Regions from separate parts of the Homo sapiens genome. Here region 1 is linked to region 2. Evidence: read pairs that join two places in POLR2A ChIA-PET (ENCODE). Cell type or tissue: PC-9. All regions are shown on one strand. Each heading gives the region's core, and the rest is flanking DNA. Links, peaks and the distances in the headings are about the cores only. Region 1 overlaps ANKRD44 (ankyrin repeat domain 44). Region 2 holds the start of LOC100130452 (a long non-coding RNA gene).

Region 1 (9,829 bases), core at 540-8,539, 270 kb after region 2:
CTTTTTGTGCTCTAAAAGTACTGCTTCAGTATTTTTACTTTTGAAAATTATAAAATTCTTCCAGAATGTAATACACAGTACTTCATTAAATTGACATTTAAAAGCAGAAAATAGTATCCTAGAAATTGTGTCCACCAGTGCCTAGAGAACCCTGTGAGGCTGAAGTACTGTGTTGTCAGAGCTTGCCATGTGACGGTGGGCCAAGTGCCCCACCTTTGTGAGCAGGAGTTCCCCCCACTGGGAAAGTAGATACAATCACCTCTTGCTTAAGACAAGAAATATACATGTGTATGGCCACATTTTGGTTTGATAACAAAGGAATTAAAGATGCCTTGATCTGTGCAAATCTTCTCCCCTGGAAAAATACATAACCAGGGCACATGTGCTCAGCATTGCCTTCCAAAGTTCTTTCTCAACCTTGTAAGTTCTCGTTCTGAGGGCATATAAAGTATGTTTATGCAATCCCTTGTGAAAATAGATGAGGCAATATGGCTAGTGTCATAAGCAATACATTGATGAAGAAATGATTCAGAAACAAGAGAAAGGCAAATAGGTGAGCAGTGGGGTAGAGGAGCATTGACATTCTAAGTGGCGCAGTTATTCCCTGGGTTGAGTGGCACATTTGGTCTCCCTGGCGCTTGGAACTATAAATACTCTAGTAGCAGCCCTGCCCACCCCCCAGCCATTGTGCCAACTACAAATGCCCACACATTTCCAATCACTCCCTAGAGTGCCTGAGAATTAATGAATGGCACAGCCATTATCTTGGTGCTTTATATTTTACAGCAAATGTACCTTCAGGATGAAATTTGCTAAAGAGACAATTCATATAGTACTTTTACCCACAATGTTTTTATGTTAATAGCCTTTTAGCTTAATGCTTTTGTGCTTTGCAAACTAATTCTGGAACACATTAAGTGTGTTAAGTGAGGGATACTTATACAGGGATCTAAACCTACCAAATGGAATTAGCGTGAAGGAACCTTTGACAAGCAGTTTGAAGACAAAGTGCCACATCAATGTTCAAAAATATAATTACCACAGTGGAGGCCATTATCACATTTCTCTGCTTATGAGAACACAATTAAAATTAGGGATCTCTACATTTTCCTTGAAAGGGTGAGTTCAGTCAGTCAAGCAAGCAATTTCCTTAGCAATGACTGGGAAGAAGGTGTATTAGTATGATGTTACAGCCTCAAAGGACACCGTGATAGACCAGGGTGGCGAGTAGCTTCCAAAAATGGCTCCTAGTAATTGCTGTTCCTGCTGTTCACACCCTTGGGGAATCCCTTGCCCTTGAGTATAGATTGGACTTAGTAACTTGCTTCTCATGAATAGAATATGAGAAAAATGATGAAATATCACTTCTGAAATTCAGTTGCAAAAATCTGTGACTCTGTCTTGCTCTTTGTCTCCCTGGCTTTTCTCAGCCTGCTCGCCCGCAAGGCAAGCTGCCATGTTGTGAGCTTCCCTATGGGAAGGCCCATCTGGCAAGGAACGGACGGCAGCCAACAGCCATCAAGGAACTGAGGCCCTCAGTGTAACAACCCATGAGAAGAATCCTGCCAACAACCATATGAGTGAACTTAGAAATGGATCGTTCCCAGGCCAACACCATGATTACAGGCTGTGAGAGACCCTGGAACAGAAGACCCAGCTAAACTAGGGCTGACTCATAGAAACTGTGGGTTAGGAAACATTTGTTGTTTTAAGCCACTAAGTTTTGGGGTAATTTGTTACACAGCAATAGATAACTAATATACCCAGTCTACTCTAAACAACAGGAAGCACTCACTTGTGGTGTGACTCCTGTTTTACATTCTTTAAGATTGAAAAGCACCCAGATTTGTATATTTGAATAAGAAGGGAGGCAGGGCTGAGTACAAAACCTCCCTTAACATTTCTGGCAGAAAAAAACAAAACATTATATGGCAAGATGGCATCGAAGAGAGAACATCTAGAGGCAGATGTGGTATCATCAGATCACTATCTTCAAAAATTCAAGTTGTATAACTTCTCTAGGATTCAGTTTCTTCCTGAAAGAGCTGGTGATGTGACTGGGCTGGACTGTAATAACTGCTAACATTCTATACTACTTGATTTGGGGAACTCAGGCAGGCACCACCCCCAAGTCTCTTCGTCAATAGCTGGAAACTCCATCATTAGGAATTTGTTCCTTAGTGCTTCCAGAGACTGTCCCTGAAGTTACTACTCAAGATGAAAAATTTTGGATGGTGAGATAGATGGGGAAGGAAATTCTATGGATACCTTTAAGGATAGTGCAGAGATGGAGGTTCTTGTGTTGTTATAAAGTCCCTGAAGGGTAATGGTGACAATACCAAAGTTAGGCATGGTTGATTTCACAATTTTGAGGACCTAATAAGCTTCCTCTTTTTTGATGTGGACTATATAACTGATCACATTTCTCCTCTTACCTTGGCTGCAAGGAAGCTGAGAGCAAACACAAGTTCAGTCACAGATACTGTTTTAAATTTTATGGTTCCTTTATCTGTTTGTATTCTTTTTCTCTGTTCTCATTTTTCTATTTCTAGTTTATCACGTCTTTTGTCATAACCCAGCTCAAATCCTTTATGGGCCAGCCTGGGCAATATAGTGAGACCCCATCTCTACAAAAAAACAAAATTAGCTAGGCATAGTGGTGCACATCTGTAGTCCCAGCTACTCGGGAGGCTGAGGTAGGAAGATTACTTCAGCCCAGGAGGTCGAGGCTGCAGTGAGCCGAGATCTCACAACTGCCCATCAGCCTGGACAACAGAGCAGAAAAAAACAAAACAAAACAAAACAAAACAAAACCCTTTATGGAAAAAAGTTGGAAGCATAAATACATATAATAAACACAAGCATATATGTTTGAATTTTTTCTCTAATTGTGATAACACAAACATAAATCGTGAATCTGGAGATACACTTTTATCTTGATTATTTTCTAAATTTAAAGTTAATTTGGCTTGAGGGGGTGCAAAGATTTAAATTAGCATAATTTAGAAAAAGCATAAATTGGAAAAATTAAAACACAAATTCCAACAATATTTGTACCGTTTTTATTTGTAAAAATAACCATCTGAATGCATTTCCATAGTATATTACAGTTAAGTACTTCATTACGTTATTAGAGCATTCAGTAGTTGCAAAAGTATTAAACTGTGCTTGAGAAGATTCAGATTGTTTCAAAGTCATTCACTGAACTAAAAGTCATTTTCCCCATTTTTACAGTCATGACATTTACCAGAGTCATTCAACTCCAATTTACATAAGAAAACATTATAGACAAAATCCCACTGAAATCATCAAACAATATTTTATGCTGTTACAAATATGTTATGCAAAATATAACACTGGCACCAGATTTGTATCATCGTGCTTTACAAAGATATATTGCACATGCTAGAGCATAAAATATGTAGACAAAACTACCAAATAAAAGATATTTGCATTGAATTTTTAGATCACATAAGAAACGCATAGAATTACATTTTATACAAACACTCAGATTGTCACTATCTTAAAATGCTTTTCCCCTATAATACTGACCTATGGTTTATAGTTTCGTAAGACGAAAGCATTTTAGCACTGCAAAATCAAACAATTCCTATAGAAAACTTAAGCATTTTCATATTCATTTCAATGCAAGTACAAGGGGAAATAGGAAAAAAGACACTTTATACATTCAAAGAAAAGTTGAAATGAAAACTCACTGGTATCATATTGCTCTGATAACACTCAAATGAAAAAATACAAAACATTCCACAGAACATTTTCAGAATATACAAATATAAAAAGGCACTCTAACTTCATATTACAAGACAATAAAACGGATGAGTTCTTCAACCAACACAACATATAAGCACACCAAGTTGCTCAACAGTACAAAGAATAACTAGTGCAGCAAATCCATTTGATGTTCTTGTTCTAATTTAATAACAAAATGATAAACCAAGCAGTGTTTACTGCCTAAAGTACCAAAACATACTATGGTGCCCTTTTAGTAGTGATAAATAGAAATACCCTGAGCTATTTACTGTAGAATCATAGCAGATTTTAGGCAATTTGGAGATAGTAATGTATTTAGCAAAGACAGGCAGACACTGGCAAATAAGTAAGTGCAATGAAACATGATCCTTGTAGTTGTGGTTAAAATACAGTCTAAAAATAACACAAATAAAAGCACTAAGCAACTAAGACTCAGTTAAAAACACATTTTTTTTTCTTAGAAAGCTATGGTGCAAACATAATTTTATTTCTAAGAGATGTAATTAAAATACAGAAATGATAGTTTTTAAAGTCATTTCTTTAAAAAAATTTTGCCTTGGGGTATGGGAGAAAGAGAAAGAGAGGAAGAGAGAGAGAGAGAGATCAGTTGATGTAATGAACAGTTCATTGTGAGCATGATTTCATTTCGTTCCTTTGTCCTCCTTCTATGAGTAAGAGAGTGGGAAAAGTCAAAACGCAGCTCCATGGAGATAACGTCTCATGGTGAGTCACTGCTTTGCTGAAATGATTCTTGTACTCTCTGCTACACGACAGGAAAAATGTTAACGCTGCTTTGCCATTAAAGCAAGCATTTCATTTCCTGCTTGAAATGCCAACTGAGCAAGATTTCCATTCACTTCTAGAAAAAGACACCGCAGCATATTGTGCTTCTTCAACACTGAACCTCTCTTAATTTTCAGTGTTTTGGTAAAGATAAGGTCATTATTGCTCATTAGCAATTTATCTGCTTTTTAAAAATTCATCTTCTCTAAACAAACGAAAAGGACAGAAGGTGGGAAGCACAACACCAAGAATTCAAAAAAACAATGGTGGTGGTGTGGAAAATTTTCAGTGAAATCAATACCAGTTCAATAAATCCTTTGAACAAGTTCTCATTTGTGAAGAACCCAACAGGAGTTTTAATTAAATCCAGGATATTAAGAGTAAGATTAAAGTTTTATAGCTAGATGAAAAATATAATACAGTTATCTGTCTTTGATCCAGATATGATAGAACATTATTTTTGAAATATCTCACATACACTATAAAATAGCAATTTCCAGGGTGGAAATGGAACTCATTATAAAACGTCAGAGAGTACTGCTCTAATTCGACACATTTCTTTTCTGTCTCTTCCTCAAGTAGAAAATAGCACTTGAGCTGGTGATTTTTATTTCTCCTTTTGGCACATGTGCCCACACACTGCCATCATTTCTCATCAGGTTACTGAGACTATGTGAGCTTTTCAGTGTACTTAGGGTAATTTCTAGATATTTCTTTGTGCTGCCTTTGTGTATATGATCCACTACACATCTGAGTTTTCATCTCGCAGAAGGGCATCCAGACTGCAATGTCTTCTAAGCTCTAAGCTGGCTACAGACTGTGGCTGAGCAGTAGAAGATGCGTAGCCCTCTCTAACCAACGCGGAAGAACCTGAGGGTCATCTGGAAACCTTAGCAGTGGAAATGCTAGGTTTGGCCCTTGGGCTTTTGGCTAGCCCAGGGTCAAGTGTTTTTTTTTTCACTTTTTTTTTGTTATTCTAAATAAGATACATAGCAATTAAAATAGAGAACAAATAATGGATGTTTCCTCACCATTTGTTTCATTTCAAATAAATATAAACACATTTACAGCAAAAGTATATGGACATTTTCTCTAGTTTGGCAAAAAAAAAAAAAAAGGTCAGCACATCATCAGTTACAAATGTTAAGTGGTCAACTAGAAATCTGTGTCCTAAGAAATATAAAATACAACAAAGACTGGTACACAGAAAGATTACATTTAACTCCATAAAAAAGCTACTTCAGTTCTCACTTGCATTTTGAAGGAAAAAAATGTGTATCTTCCATTTTAGACTGAAGCATTTTGGTCCTCATGTGTAGCTGGCTGATGAACTACACACACACACACATATATATATATATACACACGCACACATATATGTGTGCATGTGTATGTGCATAATTTTTAAAGAGTCTCATTCTTCTTTTTGTACAGCGGTTCCAGGTGTGGAACGGGGTCCATTTGACCTAGAAGCTTTGGCAGAGGGAGCAGACACAGTATTCACTATGTTGATTTCATCATCAAGCAACTGGCAATCGGTTTTACATGCTAAATCACCCATTTCTACTTTCTGCTTTCACTTTTTTTGTTCCTTTTTGCAGTCACACTTTTCACTGACTTGGTATGACCTTGACTGAGAAGCTCATTTTACTACTGATGAACAATGCTGATGATTCTGATGTTTTTTAAAAGTTAGTATTTTGATTTAAGAATAAATTAACAAAGGGTAGTTTCATACTATTTTTGCATATTGTGTCAAAGTTTTGGTGCAATATAATTTTCACCTGAAATGTTATTAGATAAATTTGGGTTCAATCACTTAAGTGAAAATTAGTCACAGGCTTGTTATAGGGAACACTGTGTTAAACAAAAAAAGCAAGTTCAATTTTTCAATTCATCTGGCAACTTTAACAGAGATCCTCAGAAAGAAGTTCTGGATATTCAAATGCTTACTATAGAGAGGATATAAATAGTTGGACTCTCTAAAAAGATTATTACAGGCATTATTTCTGAAGATGGACACCTTTACCTTTGGCTTCTAGTGAGGAAGTAAACATCAAAGTGAGAAGAAGTTTGAGGCATTTCCTATCTGCCTCTTCCCTTCCCTCCCAGGGGACATGAATGTCACACTGATATACTTCTGAGAACTCACTGCTAAATACATGAAAAGAAAAATTATTCATAGCGAACAGCTGCCTCTCTGCTGCATTATCCCCAAAGAACAGGAATTAAATACATCTTTTATTCTTTATTTAAAATGAGAGGTAGACTTTCACAGAAGTATCTTAGATTTAAAGAAAATGTGAAACAAAACAAAACTGGGGCCATCTGTGTGACTGTTCCACCCAACAGCCTCACTGCCCTCCCTCGATTAATTCCTTCTCTACTAGCTTCTGGAAGCCCAGGCCCCAAATAATACTTGAATACAACATAAACCTGGAATTCAAGCTTCTTTCCTTTCCTCCAACACAGGTGATCAAAGAAAAGCTTCTACAGTCCAAAGTCAAAACGTTTCCGAATCAGAATCATTTTCATTGTACCCATCCTCCGAGCCTACGTTGTTACTGCACAGGCTAACCATGCTACCCAGATTGGAGAGGGTCGTCCTGCTCAAATTGTCTTTTTTTAAACAAACGAAGTTGACAGCCATCATTGTACTGGAAGGAGAAAAAGGCATCATGGTAGCCAAAATGAGGGCCAGGCAGTCAGCCACGTCTTTGTTAGGAGCGCAAGCCAGGGCCGGGGTATGACCTGGGCGTAAATGCAGACAAGGCAGTGGTTAGTCCTGGGGAGCCTAGAGGAGGCACGAGCATTCCACAGTACATCTCGGATGATCTCACAGGCGGAGATGTATGTTGAGTTAGAAATCATGCCAGGTAAAACGAGGAGTTACTTCTCACAAGTCATGCTAGGGGTGAGGCTAGAGGGGGAGGGAGGGGGAGACATTTTATGGAGGGCTTTTTATTTTTGTTTTCAGCTCATATGACTATGACAAGCACAATATCATCCAAAGTTAGGCAGGATTCCAGCCTTCATTTAGTGAACACAAACACAAGGGGGTGGGTGTGGGACACAATTCCACAATAAACAGCAACAGGACAATCAGGAGGATGTTTCCGCCTGAGAGCACACACACACCATGAGCCTCAGGCCTGGGCCTGAGAAGGACTCTCATTCTGAGAACAATGACTTTCCATTGTTAGGTAATTGTGTGTCCAATTAGAAAAGATATTGAAAATTAGATGACTGCAAAAGTGAGTAATGAAGTTTTGTCACTTTATATATGCTTCATAGAAAATAGACACCAATAACTGGTTTTAGAAAAATGGAATCATTTCAGTAGATCAGAGACAGGAAAGCACAGGTTGTTTGTGATTAAAAATGTACAATCATTTAGGAGAAATTTAACAAATTTTTTTTTTGACAGAGTTTCACTCTGTCACCCAGGCTGGATTGTAGTGGCATGGGGCCTTGATTTTACTACAGCCTTGTCTTCCGGGCTCAAGCAATCCTCCCACCTCAGCCTCCCGAGTAGCTGGGACTATAGGTGTGTGCCACTACTACCGGCTGATTTTTTCTTTTTTTGGTTTTTTTTTTTTGAGTCAAGGTCTTGCTATGTTTCCCAGGCTGTTCTCAAACTCCTGGGCTCAAGCGATCCTCCCACCTTGGCTTCCCAAAGTCCTGGGATTAAAGGCGTGAGCCATCACACCTGGCCTAACAGAATATTTAAAAATGGCCACTCACCAATCAAAGTCTCAAATCTAAAATGTAATGGATGTGAGAAAATTACTATGCTTGTCATAATTAGAACCATGTTATTCTCATTTAGACTCAATGGATCCAATCCAGATAAGAAAACTGTCTTAACTCATAATATAGGTTCCTTGGGGAGGTAGATTAAGTCTTTGACTTGATTATTTCCTTATCCAACCTTTATCCTACTGGCCTGAAAAGGGTTAGCTGCCTTCTCAGCTGGCCAAAGTTTCCACTACACAGTGAGTAGGGCACTTGCTCAGTAATTCAGAGGAATGGCTCAATGAAACTTAACGTTTTGTTGTTTTGTTTATCATCACTCGACCTGCTCTCCCCACCCTGCCCTTTAGGACATCATTCCTTTTTCTGGTATGAAAACAAATAAGAATGAACAGGTAGTTTAACATTCCATTTCACGAAAGTCAGTGATGAGTAAAGGAATTATGGTTGTACTGCTATATAAAATTGCCCCAAACGTTCCCAGGCCTTTGGGATGCAGGTGCGCACCAACCCAGGGCTCTTGTTCCTAAGGTCACTATCAGCTGAACAAACCTTCAATGCAGCAGATTTACACCAGGAAAAGCAAAACTAATTTATTCTATTCTCTTTGACCATTTTGGAGAAAAACTGTGGGCCTCTGCAGGCCAACCCTAAGTCTACAGTAGTGTTAAGAGGGTGAGGGAAGGTGAGGCGGGAAAACCAAGGAAATGGAGTAATAGGGAACTTTCTGCACTTCCTAGATGAGTCAGGTGGGGGACACAGCAGGGTACATGCTAGGATACATGGGGCTGCAAAATCAAAACTAATAAGAGTTAGCTAATGATAATCAGTATGGCTGCTTACTTCTGAGAAATAGGCATGAGCTGCTAATTCCAATACCTGTAATAAGCAGTTAATTGAGTTACATTAATACATTATAATACTTTAATTAAATGCCACATTTTAAAAATTACATAATTCATAAACATCCAGAAGTTCCTTTTTTGCTCCCCAAGGTTAATAGGCATTGTGCTTAAAATGGCAGTTTAGTACAATTCTAGTAGCCATTCCTTTCAAAATTTCTTAGGAAGCAGAGTAGAAAGCTTCTGTTAAGAATTAGTTCATTAGGAAAGGAACATTAATACAGATCAGGGGAAGCTTCAAGCCTAGACGTTAATTAAGAAATTTTACTCTTGTTCCTCACATTTCCATACTGGGAATATGAGTTCTGATCTGTACTTAAAGAAAAAAAAAGTTTGATCTCAGAATGAACTTAAATACAATCAAAGATCCAGGTTTTTATTTGAGCCCTTGAGCATGCATTAATGACATGTGTAGTCCCTAACTCTTCAGCATTTGCAGTTAAAATTTTGAGTGTCAACTTGAAACTCTTAGTGTGTCTAAGATATTTTAACCACTGTGCTGAGGAGTTAGAGACCAGCTGCTGGCATTACATGCAAAATGGACAGCACTGGGTGGCCTACAGGTAGACTATGTGATTTACAAAAAGACAGACAGGACAAGTTATCCTTGCTTGATTTCT
Region 2 (9,829 bases), core at 559-8,558:
CCAGTTCGAGCTTCCCTGACTGCTTTGTTTACCTACTCAAGCCTCAGCAATGGCGGACGCCCCTCCCCATGCCAGGCTGCTGCCTCAGACTTCTGCGTTAGCAGTGAGCAAGGCTCCGTGGGCATAGGACCCGCCAAGCCAGGCGCAGGATATAATCTCCTGGTGTGCTGTTTGCTAAGACTGTTGGAAAAGCACAGTATTTGGGCAGGAGTGTCCTGTTTTTCCAGGTACCATCTGTTACGGCTTCCCTTGGCTAGGAAAGGGAAATCCCCTGACCCCCCTTGCGCTTCCCGGGTGAGGCGATGCCCTGCCCTGCTTTGGCTCACCCTCTGTGGGCTGCACCCACTGTCCAACCAGTCCCAATGAGATGAACCAGGTACCTCTGTGAAAATGCAGAAATCACCCGTCTTCTGTGTCGGGCACGCTGGGAGCTCCAGACCAGAGCTGTTCCTATTTGGTCATCTTGGAATGGAATAGCCTAAAATCAGTATATTTAAGAGGGCATATTAAATAGGTACATTAGAGTTACATGTGTTAACATGGATGAATCTCATAAAACAATACTATATACTGTTTAGGGATACATATAAAGTTATTTTTTAAAGAATAGGAATGATAGATTCAGCAAAATAGTTAACTGTAGGATAGAAGGAGATTTGGTTGGGATAGGCTACACAGAAGCTTTCAATTTTAACGGTAGTTTTTTTTTTTAAGTTCAGTGGTGGATAGATGGGATGATGGCATATATGTCTGAAAGATTTCCAGCATTTTTAAAGTTGTTTTTAAACATATGTCAGTTTGAGTTATTTGGCCTCACTCTAATCTACCATTGGCCCCATCACTTAACCACTAGGATTTCAACATTGTGTTAGCTGCCTGGCCCCTATAAGCAACTGCATTTGTGACCTTAATTTAGAAGTTAGGTAAGTGCTTGGTTTACCTTGTTTTTTACAGTTAATTTCTTGTTGAACTATAGCATATATACTGAAAAGTACACAGGGCACAGCCTGATGAACTTTTTATAAAGTAAATATAGCTATGTGATCAGCACTCAGATCAAGAAACAGAACATCCCTAACACCCAGTACCCTCTTCCAGTAACTGTCACCCACAAGGCTAATTAACCATCCTGATTTCTAACACCCCATTCAAATGTTAACAGTTGCTGAAAATGTCCAGTAGCTAGTGAAAGAGATGTTTGCACTCTACAGATAGGAAACAAGATATTGAGAGATGGAACTGTTGATTTAAATAAAATTTTGGATGAAAATTTTCCTGATTTAGGGGTAGGTTCGGTAACGTTAATTGTTGTGTGTGAATGGTTTGGGGATAAGAGGAAGCAAATATGGAAAAACGTATAATTTGGAGATTTATAAGTATATATTAAATGATTTTGTCCTCCAAAATGATAATTTTCTTTGAAGAGAGACTTGTGAGTATCATCTTTATGAATTAGTTTTAAAATATAATTCAACATATAAGAATTCCATTTATTCAACTTTTATAATATTGTGTCAGTGAAACACAAGACTCTGCCTGTTCTCCACCCCATTCCATTCTTCTGGTCTGATATGTCTGCTTCTTGCACATTGACAGTTCTAATTATACACATTCAAAAGGGTTTTGAATGCCAGGTACCACAATTCAAATATATTAGCCACAAATTTTTGAATTACATTAGCCACAAAATCTCACTGTTATATTCATGAGTCATGTCCATTTGGAGGCCTATAAGCACTAGAAACCAAATGAGTTATCTCAGTACATTTAAATGGCTACAGAGTGTATATCATTTTTTGCATGATTAAACTTAGGATTGCTTTTTGCAAGTTTTAAAGATTCTCTGTAATTTTTTTTTTTTTTTTTTTACAACTCATGACCCTTTTTCCCCCTTCTGGAGTATATAAATATGTGTAAATATATATGTTTAAATGTTTTATTTTTTAAAATTTTTTTTGTATTTTTGTTTTTCCTCTAGATAAAAGTTAAACAGCTAGAAGAACAAGTACAGTCTTTTACTGACACCAGCTTACAGAATGATCATCTACGCAAGATGAATAAGTATTTACAGACTAAATATGCTCAGGTGTGATTAATATCTACAAAAGCGGATTGCTGCTATATTTCGTTTTTAAGAAATTGTTTGATGTCTTTTTCCCCACTTTACCACACAATCCCAGAAAGATAAATATGCTGTCACTTGACTCAGTTTAACAAACTTTTTTTCAAGCACCTAGTACATACAAGGTTCTGCTAAAGCCTCAGAAATTGTAAAGATACCTGAAGCAGGATTGAGACATTCAACTTGCTTATTATAGTTAGGAAATGTACTCCATAAACTTTATTAGAGAATAGAAAGTTATGCTTTTCAGAAAAATAGATTGTATTACTGAACATTCATAGGGAGCATTATTATGAGTAGAAGCAGTGAGAAATGCTTTCATAAAGGCAGTGCTTTTTAAAATTTTGGCAGTTGTGAGGAACAAGTATCTTTGTTTTTTGAATTAAAGGCAAACTCAGAACTCAGTGCCAAGAGGGTACACCTGCAGCAGGCAGATGCTCACCTGAAAGAAGTATTGGTAATGAAAGTGCTTACTTGTCAGCATGGTGGCTCTTGAAGCTAAAAACCTTTCATAGTTCACATAATATTTTAACGAATGAATAGAAAAAGTTAAGCAAGATAACAAAAACATTTAGTGAAGAACATACCCCAGGAAGGTGTTACCAGAAGAAAGTGACTCATTTCAATTATTTACAAATTTAGCACTCATATCATTAGGTTATTTTTTAAATCATTAACTCTTAATAAAAGCATATGTAACTTCTGTGTCTATGATATTTGTGTATCTATACCCCTGGTAACCAAGGAACTAAAATATGTTTTCAAATGGAATACTCATAGAGTTCTAACCACTTGACTCTGCTGATGAGTGATGAGGTCACAGAGTTGTTAAAGGAGGCCTCATTAGATGCGCTCTCTGACAGGGAAGTTGGCATAAGGTCTGTTTCTTTGCTGGGTCATATTTTACAGTGTGATCTCTTCACTCTGAAAGCAGAGAAACACATTTTCAATATATTTTCCATTACGGCTCCTTCTAGAACACTGTGTTGTTTCTCCTAGTAAAGGGGCTATTCCTTGAAAAATAACTCTAGGTTTAGCTGATTTTATTGTTTTTATTAATAATTGACGATGCCTCTAAGAAAAAGGAAATCCCCAGAGAGGACTGCATCTTCAAAATCCCCCGAAATCTCTAGGTCCCATGTAAACAGTATAAAGGAAAGAACGTCATCAGTTGGTTTGCCTAGTGTTATTCCAAACTCTACACGCCGTGTGAGCTTTGCACCTAACCTGCCTTCTATGAAAACATCTCAGGATATTGGAGACTCTAGGATCTCTCTAAAGACTCTTTTGAATGCTATTAAAACCATGGAGGGAAGACTGGAAGGCAAAATAGAGATTCTAGCCTCAAGACCTTTAATAAATGATGAATCACCAAATTTTCTTAAACAGGACTCGGTAAGTGAAGACCACAAATTAAATCTTAAGGAAGTTTTAAATTTATACAAGAATGAAATATTAATCCAGAAATATAATGCTTGAAGATATGACTAACAAGGAAATAAGGTTCTTCACAAATAGAAAAAAGACTAATATAGATTGAAACCATTATCCTAGCCATCACATAATTAGTTTTAGACATAGAACATTTGGCGTAACAGTAACTACTGAGTTTTTTATATAATTTTGATTTTTTAAAAAATTCAAAATTTCTACCTAATCTTAACATTTGAGCTAAAATGCTTGGATAAAGCCTCATTTTCAAATAGAAAATTAATTCAAGAAACCCCAAGAAATTTAACATTGGAAAATATTTTCTTGAGAAAACTTATTAGAGCATTCATCTTTATCTGATATTTAGAAATAGAAAATACTATAGCTTATCTTCTAGAGTGGGCTACTATTACCGGAAGGAGGGCTGTGAGTGTTAGTTGTCCAGGTCCTTGGTGTTTTGAACAAAGAATTGAAAAAATCGCGCAAAGTAATGAAGGAAGCAGCGAAAGCAGGGATTTATTAAAACGATGAAAGAACTCCATAGGGTGTGGAGTTTTCTGGGTTTTAAGTACTCCTTTTGAGGTCCCTATGGCTACCTCTTATCTGGATGAAGGATTTGGCCTGTGGCTAATTAAAGGCTCAGGTGAATTGATGCCCTATGCTGATGAAGGGATGGCCCATGCTTGGCTCCGGGCCAATCCAAGACACTCTCCCTTTCCATCTGAGACATGGTGGAAGCGGGAGGAGTGTAGGGAGAGTAGTAGCCTTTGATCCTTTGCTACTTGCTGGGGAGATGGGGTTTTTCCTTTTGGTGTAGCTTTTGTAAGTTGGTGTTAATTGGACTTAGCTTCCCGGTCGCAAGACCCAGGTGTTTTCCTTTTGATCCAGCTTTGGGAAGTCAGCAAAAATTGGCCTCACTTTTCCTGTCCCCAGACCTTGGTGTTTTTCCTTGATCCAGCTTTAGGAAATCAGCATGAATTGGCCTTAGGTTCCCTGCCTCCAGACCCTATTCTCCTGCCTCACTACTATTTAGATGTCTTCTGTAAACATCTAGTGGCATTTTTGCATTTATATGTGTGTATATACATACTGATATATACATACACTTAAAAAACTGGTAGAATTTTTAAAATGATATTCTTGTATACTTTTCTAGAACAAAATTCAGTAGATTATCAGGACCTGTAAGTTGCCGTCTTTTGCACTTTTCTGGGATCCTTTTCTGTAGAAAAAGTTAAATATTTTAAATGTTACAGGTTCAAGTTTAAGGATGTTTTATAACGTTGAGGTAGATGTGGGGAAAAGACATCCTCCTTTGTTACCGTTGGGATTATGAAACAGTACAACTTCCTATGGAGTTCCTATGCCTTCCTATGGAGGGCAATTTAGCAATATTTATCACAACTTTGACCCTACAATTGTCCTTCTAGGACTTTTTCCTACTGATATACTGGCTTGTACACATGACATGTATACAAGGTCACTTACTGAAGTATTGCTGGCTAATAGCAACAGAGGAAGCAACCAAAATCTTATCAATAAGAGACTGGCTAAATAATAGTTTGTATCCATAGTTTTGCAATACTGCTTCAAGATATATATATATTATTAGGTTTAAACAGTAAAAGTTCAGAAGAGTATATGTAATATTTTACTATTTGGATGTAAAAAGGGTGGGGAGATAAAGAATATATACGTATGTATTCACTTGTATAAGCATAGACTGTCTAAAATGACCCATAATAAACTGGCAACATTATTTTTGAGGAAGGAGACTGGGCAGCTGGGATGTTTTTCACTTAATCTTTTTGTACTTTAAAAATAATGTGAATGTACTACCCATCCAAAATAGTTTGATGAACGTTTTCTTTTCAACAAAACTGAAAGCAGAGAAAGGACAGTCTTTTCAACAAACGGTGCCGGGATAATTGGATATCCATATGCAAAAACAAAATATCTTTGCTCCATACCTCACAAAATGTATAAAAATTAAAATGGATCATAGATCTAAATGTAAACCCTGAAACTGTAAAACTTTTAGAAGAAAACATAGGAAGAAATCTTTATGATCTTGGATTACACAAAGATTTCTTAGATTTGATATCAAAAGCATGATCCATAAAGGGACAAAAATGATAAATTGGAGTTTATCAAAATTGACAACTTATGCTCTTCAGAAACATTAAGGGAATGAAGAGACAAGCTACAGACTGGGAGGAATTATTTGCAAATCACATATCTGATTAAGGCCTTGTTTCCAGAAGGTACTACAAATAATTTTTAAGATTTAAATACTAAGAAGAAAACCTAAGAAAAAGAATAGGCAAAAATTTAAACAGTTTCTTCAGCAAAGTTATGTGGCTGGTAAATAAGTGCTTGAAAAGGGGTTAAGCATCAGTCATTAGGGAAATGCAAATAAAATCACAGTGAGATACTACCACACACCTATTATGGGTACAGCCACTTTAGAAAATAGTTTGGGAATTTCTTTAAAAGCGAAACATACTACCACCATATGACCCAGTCAGTGCACTACTAAGTATTCACCAAAGACAAATGAAAGTATGTCTCCACACAGACTTGTACACAGGTGTTCACATCAGCTGTATTTGTAATAACTTAAAACTGGAAACAACTTAAGTGTCCACCAGGTGAATGGATAACTAAATTGTGATGTCCCTACAATAGAATACTAAGCAACAGAAAGAACTATTGATACATGCAGCAGATTGAATAACTCTCAAAATAATTACACTGAGTGAAAGAAGTTATTCAAAAAAGAGTGCATACAATACAATTCCATATAAAATTCTAGAAAATACAAACTCATATATTGTAACAGAAAACAGATCAGTGGTTACCTGTGAGAATCACCAGAAGTGTGGGAATAGAGAGAGACAGAAGGGGAAGATTACAAAGGAGCTTAAGGAAACTTTTGGAGATGATGGAAATGTTCAATATCTTAATTATTGTTTCAAAGTCTTATACGTATGTGAAAACTTATCAAAATGTACACTTTAAGTATGTGTAGCTTATTGTATATCAGTTATACCTCAGAAAAGCTGTTAAAAAAGAAAAATCATATATTACCTATTCAAAAATGTATTAAATGTTTAAAATAACATTCTTTTTTTTTTTTTTTTTTTTTTTTTTGAGACAGAGAGTCTCGCTGTGTCGCCAGGCTGGAGTACAGTGGCGCCATCTTGGCTTGGCTCACTGCAACCTCTGCCTCCTGGGTTCAAGCGATTCTCGTGCCTCAGCCTCCCAAGTGGCTGGAATTACAGGCGCCCGCCACCACGCCCAGCTAATTTATTTTTTATTTTTATTTTTATTTTATTTTTTTGTATTTTTAGTAGAGACAGGGTTTCACCACGTTGGCTAGGATGGTCTCCATCTCCTGACCTCATGATCCACCTGCCTTGGCCTCCCAAAGTGCTGGGATTACAGGGGTGAGCCACCACGCCCAGCCTAAAGTAACATTCTTGACAGAACTGTAGAAATAGAGAACAAATTACTGTACATCAGTGTAGTATGGGAAAGAAAAGAACAAATTAGTGGTTGCCAGAGGACAGGATGAGTTTTTGGAGGGAAGAGTGAATACAGAGATAGCACAAGGGAATTCTTTTCTGGTGATGGAAATTTTGTGTCTTGACTGTGGCAGTGGCAGTCATGTGAATATGTAAATAGGATAAAATTGCATGGAACTGTGTGCATGCACATATACACATGCATCCACACATAGATGAATGAAGGTTGAAAAAAATGGCAAAAATTGAATAAATTATGTGATCTAGTTAGTCAAGTTAACAATAATGTATGCATGTCAATTTCCTGGTTTTGATGTTGAACTACAGAGATATGAGATGTCAGCAAAAGAAGCAGGATAAAGGGGCGGGGCGTGGTTTCTCGCGCCTGTAACCCCATCACTTTGGGAGGCCGAGGTGAGCAGATCACCTGAGGTTAGGAGTTCGAGACCAGCCTGACAAACATGGTGAAACCCCTTCTCTACTAACTACAAAATTTAGCTTGGTATGATAGTGCACACCTGTAATTCCAGCTACTTGGGGAGGCTGAGTCAGGAGAATCGCTTGATCCCGGAAGGTGGAGGTTGCAGTGAGCCCAGATCATGCCATTGCACTCCAGCCTAGATGACAGAGCGAAATTCAGTCTCAAAAAAAAAAAAGCAGGATGAAGGGTACATCGGACTCTGCACTATTTTTGCAACATCCTGTGAGCCTAAAATTATGAAGTAAAAAGTTTAAAAGGGGTAATATTTAAAATAGTATGATTATCTGAACTGATGGTGTGGCTCTACCAAAACTGTTTCAAGGATATGAGGTTCTAATACTATACTTCTAATTAGGATTCATTCTGCTGTAACACTGTTTTCTTGAATTTTCTTGTATTTCTTTCTAAATACACTATTTAGTATTTATACATCTTTGCTTTTATAATATCAATTTGTGCTTTTTTTAATATTTTCAAAAGGAAGCTAGTCTCATAATAATTTCTCTCCCATTTTACATCTCAGCTTCATAGATAGTCTTATTCTCCCTATTCTTGTGTTTTCATGGAGATTAATGTATTGGATTTGTCTATGTTTATTCACACAGATATTTTTGTTGTAGTTTCCTTTAAAGGAATAAGCAGCTAATAAAGATGGGTTCTATTTATAGTAGTGAATAAATATATTTAAACATTTAAAATTTGGTTTCTAAATTTCTATGTCTTATTCTAATCACTGATTTGTAATGTTATTTATTGTTTCTTTTTTCCTACTTAGGTGAAATCTATTCTTGAAAGAAGTAAAGAGGAGCTGTCCCGAACAGTGAAGTGTCGTAATGCGGCCCTGAAAGAGAGTCAGAAGTTGAAAGAAGACCTCGAGGCTGTGGAGGACAGGGAAAACAAGAAGGCAAGGAATCAGTCCCTTCTGACCGTCTGTCACTGAGAAGAAGCACTTATGAAATCTTTCATGAGCCATATGTTTCGCTTTCTTGCTTCCATTAGAATAAGGATTGATCAGGGGAGGATTTCTTTTTCTGGAGAAAAGATAATTTTAGAATAGTTTAAAATTTTTCCCTTAAAAATACATTATATGTATCTAACTCCCAATGTTTTTTTTTTAACTTTCTGTCTTAAATACTCAAAAGAGAAAGTTCTAATTTTTTCTTTTGAAACACATCTGATCTTGGTAATAATAACCTTTATAGTTATGTTTTATTAATGTGGTGTAAGATTTCTATGATGCTTTCTCCTTAACAGTGTGTGTATGCTTAGTGGGAATAGAGGTCACATCCCAAACTTCTCTTTGTCAGCAAGTGCTGGATTTTGTCTCTCTGAGGAGGGCTGTGAGTTACCTCATTCTTCAGCAGCTTCCACTTTCTCTTACAGTCTTTTTTTCTCAGATAATTCTAATGCGTTTCAGATGTATTATTCTCATCTGACCCCGTCAGAAGACAGCTGAGAGGCCAGCCTGGCGCCACCTCTGGACGCAGGTTGTGCTGAGTCAGGCCTCTCTGGTTAATGTGTATGCTGTAACATGACCACAGTTGGGAAGCTGCAGAGTTCACCAACTTTTCTGGGGATCAGCTTTTCTTTTTCTCAACAATAACTTAAGAAACCACCTAAAAATAAAATATACTTTAATTATTCCCACTAGCATCCTACTGTGTCTGCTTGTCTGCTTTCCATGCTCTTTCCTGGGAGTAATGAGATCCACAAGCAGAAGAGTAACCAGAAAGGATCAAATGTCTTTGTGTTGTTTCATTTTCTGTTAGGTGGGAAACTTTCAGCGACAATTGGCAGAAGCTAAAGAAGACAACTGCAAAGTCACAATCATGTTGGAGAATGTGCTGGCTTCTCACAGTAAGATGCAAGGTGCTCTGGAGAAAGTACAAATAGAGCTTGGGCGGAGGGATTCAGAGATTGCAGGCCTCAAGAAAGAAAGGTACCTGTGGTTTTTTTTCCCTGTCATTGGTATTGCTGGATTGTACTAAGGAGCAGTGTCAAGTCAATAAATGAAGTCACTTTATGTAGCTTCCTTTACAAAAAAAAAAATTGCAAAATGATATGTTGAAAGAATTCCTAAGTTAGAGAAAATTTAGAATTAGAAATAAATATTATTTCCAAAAATTCAAAATGCCCCTATTGTGTAGTGATGTGAAGGAATTTCTAGACTATATATCCTAGAAATTCACTAGCTGTACTGTTGTTTTACCCTTGCTTTCTGCACCATGTAAACCTAATTCTTTCCTTGCTTCTACAGAATAGTAACTG

What was found. ChIA-PET counts read pairs that join two places held together with the same protein. Peaks named below come from ENCODE experiments on the same cell type or tissue, not always from the same donor. Only the 100,000 strongest peaks of a DNase experiment are listed, where the experiment ranks them.
Region 1: POLR2A ChIA-PET joins it to region 2 with 11 read pairs; 2 of 35 experiments call an interaction of 5 or more read pairs at or near these places.

What each region holds. Positions count from the first base shown.
Region 1 is chr2:196,983,623-196,993,451 of GRCh38, forward strand. ANKRD44 (ankyrin repeat domain 44) reads right to left here. Exons shown (of 28, transcript NM_001195144.2): 28 at 3,040-6,027. The coding sequence ends at 5,969. Among named protein-coding and RNA genes, the nearest start is that of PGAP1, 62 kb to the left of the region's middle. In PC-9, for the core only: no CTCF peak of the experiment used is centred there; a DNase peak (open chromatin) is centred at 4,489; H3K4me3 peaks cover 1,208 bases; H3K27ac peaks cover 2,132 bases.
Region 2 is chr2:196,710,167-196,719,995 of GRCh38, forward strand. It overlaps CCDC150 (coiled-coil domain containing 150), which reads left to right. Exons shown (of 28, transcript NM_001080539.2): 16 at 1,979-2,086; 17 at 2,511-2,573; 18 at 8,337-8,465; 19 at 9,331-9,500. LOC100130452 (a long non-coding RNA gene) reads right to left here and starts at 2,846. Exons shown (of 4, transcript NR_034036.1): 1 at 2,710-2,846; 2 at 2,565-2,628; 3 at 381-478. In PC-9, for the core only: no CTCF peak of the experiment used is centred there; no DNase peak of the experiment used is centred there.